Regions from separate parts of the Homo sapiens genome. Here region 2 is linked to region 1. Evidence: chromatin contacts called from ENCODE Hi-C or POLR2A ChIA-PET data. All regions are on one chromosome and are shown on one strand. The core of a region is the stretch at or near the end of the contact, and the rest is flanking DNA. Distances in the headings are between cores, read along the strand shown.

The links. A loop is a pair of places that touch in the nucleus more often than their neighbours do. ChIA-PET counts read pairs that join two places held with the same protein, here RNA polymerase II (POLR2A). Pooled maps may share reads with other maps.
Region 2: a loop to region 1 is called in a map of Caco-2, with 5 times the contacts of the local background. The contact joins two enhancer-like sites. A Hi-C loop is called at or near these places in 1 of 168 maps with a recorded cell type or tissue (Caco-2), 7 of 37 single-sample maps with no recorded cell type and 6 of 50 pooled maps. POLR2A ChIA-PET finds 5 or more read pairs at or near these places in 8 of 52 experiments (AG04450, BJ, GM12878 and 5 more).

The regions. Positions count from the first base shown.
Region 1 is chr16:69,463,730-69,467,429 of GRCh38, forward strand. CYB5B (cytochrome b5 type B) reads left to right here. Exons shown (of 5, transcript NM_030579.3): 5 at 1-2,535. Among named protein-coding and RNA genes, the nearest start is that of CYB5B, 41 kb to the left of the region's middle. Within about 2 kb of position 1,407, at least 5 of the 41 ENCODE cell types and tissues checked have a DNase peak (open chromatin) inside an H3K27ac peak, as active enhancers do; they include GM12878, where a contact is called at or near this core.
Region 2 is chr16:69,500,458-69,504,037 of GRCh38, forward strand. No RefSeq gene overlaps it. Among named protein-coding and RNA genes, the nearest start is that of MIR1538, 64 kb to the right of the region's middle. Within about 2 kb of position 1,639, at least 3 of the 41 ENCODE cell types and tissues checked have a DNase peak (open chromatin) inside an H3K27ac peak, as active enhancers do; they include GM12878, where a contact is called at or near this core.

The sequences.
Region 1 (3,700 bases), core at 157-2,656:
GTATTTTATCTCCGTGACTCCAACTTGTGGGTTTGTTCTGTTTTTCCATGAGAATAAAATACTGGCGGTTTTTTTCTCAGATGTGTGTTCATTGAGAAGTAGGTTACTAGAATTATGTTACTGTGTCTTATTGGTTCAATGATGATTTCTCTGGCATATTAGACTTTTATTTTTTCCCCCATGGAAGCACTTGAGGAAATAAATAGTACACTGGCTGTTTTCTGCCAGCAACTGTGGTGATTTTTCTCCCTGTCCTTTGAGAATTGCTAGTCTGCTTCTGAGCCATTGTCATATCCAGCAGGGAGCAGCTTGGTTCAAGAAGGACCATAGAGGCTGCTCAGCATCTCCTCCCTCCCTCCCAGCTTGCCAGGGATTTGATGAGACAGGAAACTGCCCAGCAAACCAGGGACTGCCCATGTAAACTATTTAAGAAAAAGTTCAACCCAGGTCTTGTATCCTGTGATTTAGCAGTTGAATGAATACAGAATTCATCAAAATAATATTAACCTTGTACTTGCACACTTGGATATATTTGGGAGTAATTTTAGGAGATTTCTGGCTGACTTTTATTATCAGGGATATGGGTTTAGTAAAGCTTTTATCTTTAGAAAAATGTTTGTATGCATTATAAGATGCTACTTTTAAGACAATATTGAAAAAAACTTTGGTTATTATTTAACAAAAGTGGTATGACTTGATGCTTCTCTATTTAAAGGCAAGGAAGGATTGGTATATGATTGCCTGTAATAAATAAATTGCGTGATTATTGGAGTACATTGGGGTAAAAGTAAAGAACAGAGGAGTATTGAGGAGCTTGAAAGGGAACATTCAAACTAAAGCCAAGCCTGAAGATAACTTGAATCAGTTGTAAAAGTGTGTTGGCAATGTCCGAAATTGAATGAAAAACATCTGGCTTATAAGAAATGTTAAAGAACTACCATCTTAAGTAAAATTGGTGTTTTTGTTATTTTTAAGGTAAATGCCAATGCAAAAGGTATGTTTTTCTACTTCACATTGGTTTTCTTTTCCTGTTTACATCTGCACTTGTTTTTTGCTGAGAGCCAGAGGAAAAGATAATTAGACTTTGTCTCTTCCACCCATGAAATCCCCCAGTACCCAGGGCTTCTTCTGAACTACTGCCGATGTGATGTCACTTTGTATCTGGAAAATCACTTTGGGGTCCATTTACTGTTATTTTGTTGCCTACAAAAACAGCCAGGTGAAAGCTAAATCTTGTGTGAGAGTTTGCAGAGGTTTTTCTATACAATAAAGTAGTATAGCACACTAGCCAAATCCATCCAAAAGGACCTTTTTTTTAGGAAGTAGACTTGAATTCACAAAACAGTCTTGACATGGGTAGCTGGTGAAAAACCCTCTGGAGAGCAAGTGGAGCCAGTCCCCATTGGCTGACAGTGCCACCTGGAGCTGGTCTCTGGGGTGTTCGGTTGTTTATTCCTGAGGAAGACTAGCTGCTGCTGCTGCTGCTGCTGCAAACTGTACTGTACACATCATGGCTGCTGGACACGAAGGAGGAGGTGAGAGAAGTTTCATGCTACCGAAATAGAGGGTGTTGGTACCACTGCCCCTGGCCTGAGAGCCAGGGTTTAAACCTGCCTCAGTAGAGTCTAGTTTGAAATGACACCAAAATTCCTCAGCCCCTACTCAGCAATTGGTTTTGGTTTCCAAATGACTTCTGCATTTGTAAAGATAACAGAGTGGTGGGGTCAAAGTTTATCTTGTGTTTAGATCTCTTCAAGACTGCTTAAGCAAAAACAAAAATCCCTTGGAACCTATCGTTTGAGCCTGTAAAGTTGTTTTAGCAGTTGTCATAAATGCATATGTTGTGAAATCAGAACACTGTCGAGTTTATACTCATTTAGCTGCAATGTGGGACAATGAAAAATGCTTTACAGGCCTGGAGTATCATTACTTATGGTATCTCCTGCTTTAAAATCTCAAGCGATATCTATCTGGTTAAATTCCATTTTAGGAGATTGAGATGCAGAACGTTAATGTTCATTACCTCCTCCTACCCCAAGAGAAATGGATTCAGACATGTCTTGTCTCAACAAGAAATTGATTTTTTTTTAAACTATCTTATTCTGTTGCCAAATATCACAGAAGTAATGAGGAGTTTAGTTACATTTGGCTGTTGTGCTCTGAAAGAGCCAGGTTTGGAATTTGTGGGGGTGATCTAGGAAGAAGGTTCCAAAGAAGCAGAGGCATTTGTCAAGTTACCTACCCTATATCCAGCATCCTCCTCATGAGCTTCAGTAGCTGCTCTTTGCCCACGCTTGTATCCTACGTTTGCTATTTGGGCAAACCATTACTTCAGTTATTTAACTTCCCTTTTTTTTTAACTTCACCTTTGACTATGAACAAGTAACGGTAACATTCCTTTTGTGTATTCAATAATGCAGTTAGTTTACCTTTTTCAGAATATTTTGAACAAAGATCTTTGTCTCTTTCTGCTGGAATGCGCACACAGTGAACGTTTGTTAGAACTACACACAATAAAGACACTGTTTTCCTTTTCTTGCCCCGACTACACTTATTATTTTTAATTTAAAAAGGTGTTTTTTAAGTAGAAGTGTTGGTTTTGTAATCCTCAGGTGTTCTGGAAGAAAAGGATTTCAGAAGCATGACAGTCTCCCGTGTCTGTGCTAATGGTGTGTTTAGCATAACGTGGTGGGGAGTTCCGTGGTTCTCCAGGATTCTCCTCACTGTTCTTTTCGTGAAGTGAATCGTTCATTTGATAATCGTGAAATGCAAAAAGCAAGGCTGTGTTTTAATGGCTGTGAAGTGGGAACGGGGTAGCCAGGTTTGAGGTTCTGTTTCCACTGAAAATACCTACTGACAGAGAAGCCAGTACCAGGTAATACTGTTTTGTTATCTGCAATGCCAGTCTTCAAATGATTGTTTTTCTTGGAAATAGCTAAACTGTTGGGGAAAATTAAACACTGAGATTGAAGTTTAGTGACTGTGTTAATAAAACAAGGGAAATAAACCGTTTTTATAATTACCTTTGAAACATACTGATAGCCATCTAACATTACTAACATATCAGATTTCTGTTGAGAGATTGTTCATTAGGGCTCGGCTATTTCACTGTCACAGGAACTGAGGATTACTAACAGGAAAGGATAACCCCATTCTTGTTACCAAAGTTTGAATTTAATGTTTAATCTTTGATACTAGTAAGAATTTATTATCACAGCACTGTCCCTGATGCTGAATAGTGGGTAGGTGCTTGACAAATCCTGGTTGATTCGTGAAAGCCTGAGGTAGAAGACTGTCCAATTATGTAAATTTAAGGGAAGAAATACCCACACAATCTGTTAAACTGCTGATAATTGATAGCATAAATCTAACGTTAATTAGTGAACTAGATTACTATGTATTTTCAAAGCCCAGTCAGCTTAATCACATATATACCAGCATTTTAAAAACAAAATTATTTGATGAAGCAGTGAGAGACTAGAGTGGCTTTTCAGGTGAAACATGAGGATGCACTTGCAATGCTGTCATTTCTCTGATGCCTACTATGTGCCATGCAATGTGGTTTACAAACCTTGCTGATCCTTACTCTTACAGTGTCCTTACAAGGTAGTCCCTGTCTACCTTGTAAGGACATTTTTATGGCAACTCAGACAGCCACCTGACTTGACCACAGAGGTAAGAGGAGAGCCAGAGTTTTTGT
Region 2 (3,580 bases), core at 389-2,888, 37 kb after region 1:
AAGAGGGCGGATGCGGACACGGCCTAGCCTGAGACCTCACGGGGAGCCACTGAGATGTCCCCAGATCAGAGGTAGGGGTGAAACATGTAGAGACTGACTGAGGGGCTGACCCTAGGGTCACAAGGACAGTGCAAAGTTTTGGTAGTGCTGGGCTTCCTAACAGCTGCCAGGAGATGCTGTCAACTCAGACAGTTGTCACCTCCAGCTCCCAAGACACAGCAGCAGCATGGCCATGCGGGTAGCCATCTGACCTCGACCTCTACTTACCATTCCACATTCCATGAACAAATGATGACACCACGGCCTCTCCTGTCCTGTCTTTGACAGAAGAGCCTCAGCAGTTTCCTTTTATTTTTTAACATTTTTTATTTAATTAAATTAAATAGAGAGAGAGTCTCACTATATTGCCCAGGCTGGTCTCAAACTCCTGGCCTCAAGCAATCCTTCTGCCTCTGCCTCCCAAATTGCTGGGATTACAGGTGTGAGCCACTGCACCTGGCCTCCTTTCATTTTTTAAAAACTTTTTATTTTGAAAAATTTCAAATTTACACAAAAGAAACAAACAGAATATTATAAGGAGTTCTTGCATATCTTTCACTCAGATGCATTAATAACGTCCTGTTGCATTTGTTCTCTCTTTTTTTTTTTTGAGATGGAGTTTCACTGTGTCACCTAGGCTGGAGTGTATGGGTGCAATCTTGGCCCACCGCAACCTCTGCCTACTAGGTTCAAGCGATTCTCCTGCCTCAGCCTCCTGAGTAGCTGGGATTACAGGCATGTGCCACCATGCCCAGCTAATTTTTGTATTTTTAGTAGAGACGGGGTTTCACTATGTTGGCCAGGCTGGTCTTGAACTCCTGGCCTCAAGTGATGCACCCACCTCGGCCTCCCAAAGTGCTGGGATTATCTCTTTCTCTTCCTTTCTCCATAAACGTGTGTGTGTGTGTGTGTGTGTGTGTGTGTGTGTGTGTGTTTGTATACTTTTTTTCCTGAACAACTTGAAGGTTAAGTTGTGGACACATTTATACACTAATCTTTGAGTGTGTATTTCCTAAGAACAAATCTGTTTTATTATATGACCAAAATATAATTAGAAAATATAGGAAAGTTAGGCTGGGTGCGGTGGCTCACACCTGTAATCTCAGCACTTTGGGAGGCCGAGGCAGGTGGATCACAAGGTCAAGAGTTTGAGACCAACCTGGCCAACATGGTGAAACCCTGTCTTGCCTAAAAATACAAAAATTAGCCAGGCATGGTAGCGGGCACCTGTAATCCCAGCTACTCAGGAAGCTGAGGCAGGAGAATCACTTGAACCCGGGAGGCGGAGGTTGCAGTGAGCCGAGATTGTACCATTGCATTCCAGCCTCAGCGATAAGGGCAAGACTCCATCTCAAAAAAGAAAAAGAAAATGTAGGAAAGTTAAACTTGATCCTGTTATCTAATACTGAATACTGTTATCTAATCTATAATTGGTATGCCAAATTTCACCAGTTTCCAATCACGTATCTTACAGCTATTTTTTCTCAGTCCAGGCTACAATCAGGATGCGCATTACATGTTGTTGTCAGGTGCTATTACTCTTCTTTCATCTAGAAGTGTTGCTCAATCTTTCTTTGTCTCTCATGTCCTTGGGAGTTTTCTAAATGAAAGTAAATCTGAAAGCATTCTCGTGGCTGTGACTTCTCTAAATGCTAACTCAGGGGGAAAAAAAAGGAAAGAAATACTTTTCAGTTCCTTGCCTTTGAAGCCTCCGGACAGGTGGGTTTGACAACATCTATTTTGGTCATGCCTGGGCAGTTCTGGCTTATCCATCTACACTAGTCTCAAATGATCCTGGGATTTGCTCTTGGGTACACAGTAGATGCTTAATAAGTAACTTGCTGATGTGCCAGGAGAGAAAGTGAATTGGACCACTGGGTGGAATAACTCAAATGACATTCCAGGAAGGTTTTGCTGCTGTAGATAGAGAGACAAAGGGCTGGCTCTTTCAGGCTGTGTCAGCCCAAGGGCAACATGCAGTCTTGGACTTCATTATCTTATTTCTATTACATAGTGCACTAAGGTTCTCTTTCTCCTCAAATTCCCCAGCAGGAGAGATAGGACTTTCCACTGCAGGCTGTTCAATTCACCAAGAAGAGGAAGCAAATCACAGATCCTGACAGATCCTGCTGTCAGGACTTGGCCAATTTTGAGATGTAATTAAAAAAAATTGTTTATTTTTATTAAAAAAAAAAAGAGTTGGAGTCTCTATGTTTCCCAGACTGGTCTTGAACTCCTGGGCTCAAGTGATCCTCCTGCCTCGACCTCCCAAAGAGCTGGGATTACAGGTGCTCAGCAGACATGTAATTTTTGATCTCCAGCCTGGGGTGTATACATCTGGATTATTTCCTCAGGAATAAGAGAACAGAGCCTTGAAATCAACCTGTTTGAAATCAGCCAGCCTCCAGGATGATCCCGGTCTACGGCCATAGCACCTTGAATGCATCTGATCTCATCTTTTTTTGTTTGTTTGTTTTGTTTTGAGACGGAGTCTCACTCTGTCACCCAGGAGTGCAGTGGCACAATCTCGACTCACTGCAGCCTCCCTGCTTCAAGCGATTCTCCTGCCTCAGCCTCCCGAGTAGCTGGACTACAGGTGCCCGCCACCACACCCAGCTAATTTTTTGTATTTTTAGTAGAGATGGGGTTTCACCCTGTTAGCCAGGAGGTCTCGATCTCCTGAACTTGTGATCTGCCTGCCTCGGCCTCCCAAAGTGCTGGGATTACAGGCACTACCCATCACGCCCATCCTGATCACATCTTTTCTTGGAAGCTAAGCAAGGATGGGCCTCGTTAGTACTTGGATGGGACACCAAGATGGTCCCTGCTGATCCTACCACCCCTGGTATCCACCTCTTCCTGTAGTCCCTTTCCTATGAATCAGGGCTGGCATACATGAACAATACAATAGGGTGACAGTGACTGGGTGTGACATCCGATGCTTAGTCATAAAAGATAATGCAGCTTCCACACTCATCTCTTGTCTAGCTTGTTTTGGAGGAAGCCAAGTTCTTTGAGCATACTCAGGTGTCCATGTGGACAGGACCTGAGGCGCCCAGCCAATAGCTGGCACCAACTTGCCAGCTATGTGAGTGAACCACCTTCAGTGTGGATCCTCTAGCTCCAGGCCAAGCCTTCGGATCCTTGCCACACTGACCAGCATCTGACTGCAGCCTCACGAGCAACCTGGAGGGCTCCAAACACCTGACCCTCAGAAACTGTGAGTGATAATAATTATTGTTTTCTGCCAGGCACAGTGGCTCACGCCTGTAATCCAAGCACTTTGGAGGCCAAGGCAGGTGGATCACCTGAGGTCGGGAGTTTGAGACCAGCCTGACCAACATGGAGAAACCCTGTCTCTACAAAAAATACAAAATTAGCCAGGCGTGGTGGCAGGCACCTGTAATCCCAGCTACTCGGGAGGCTGAGGCAGGAGAATCGCTTGAACTCGGAAGGCAGAGATTGCAGTGAGCCGAGATCGCACCACTGTACTCCAGCCTGGGCAACAGGAGTGAAACTCTTGTTATCTTATTATTATATA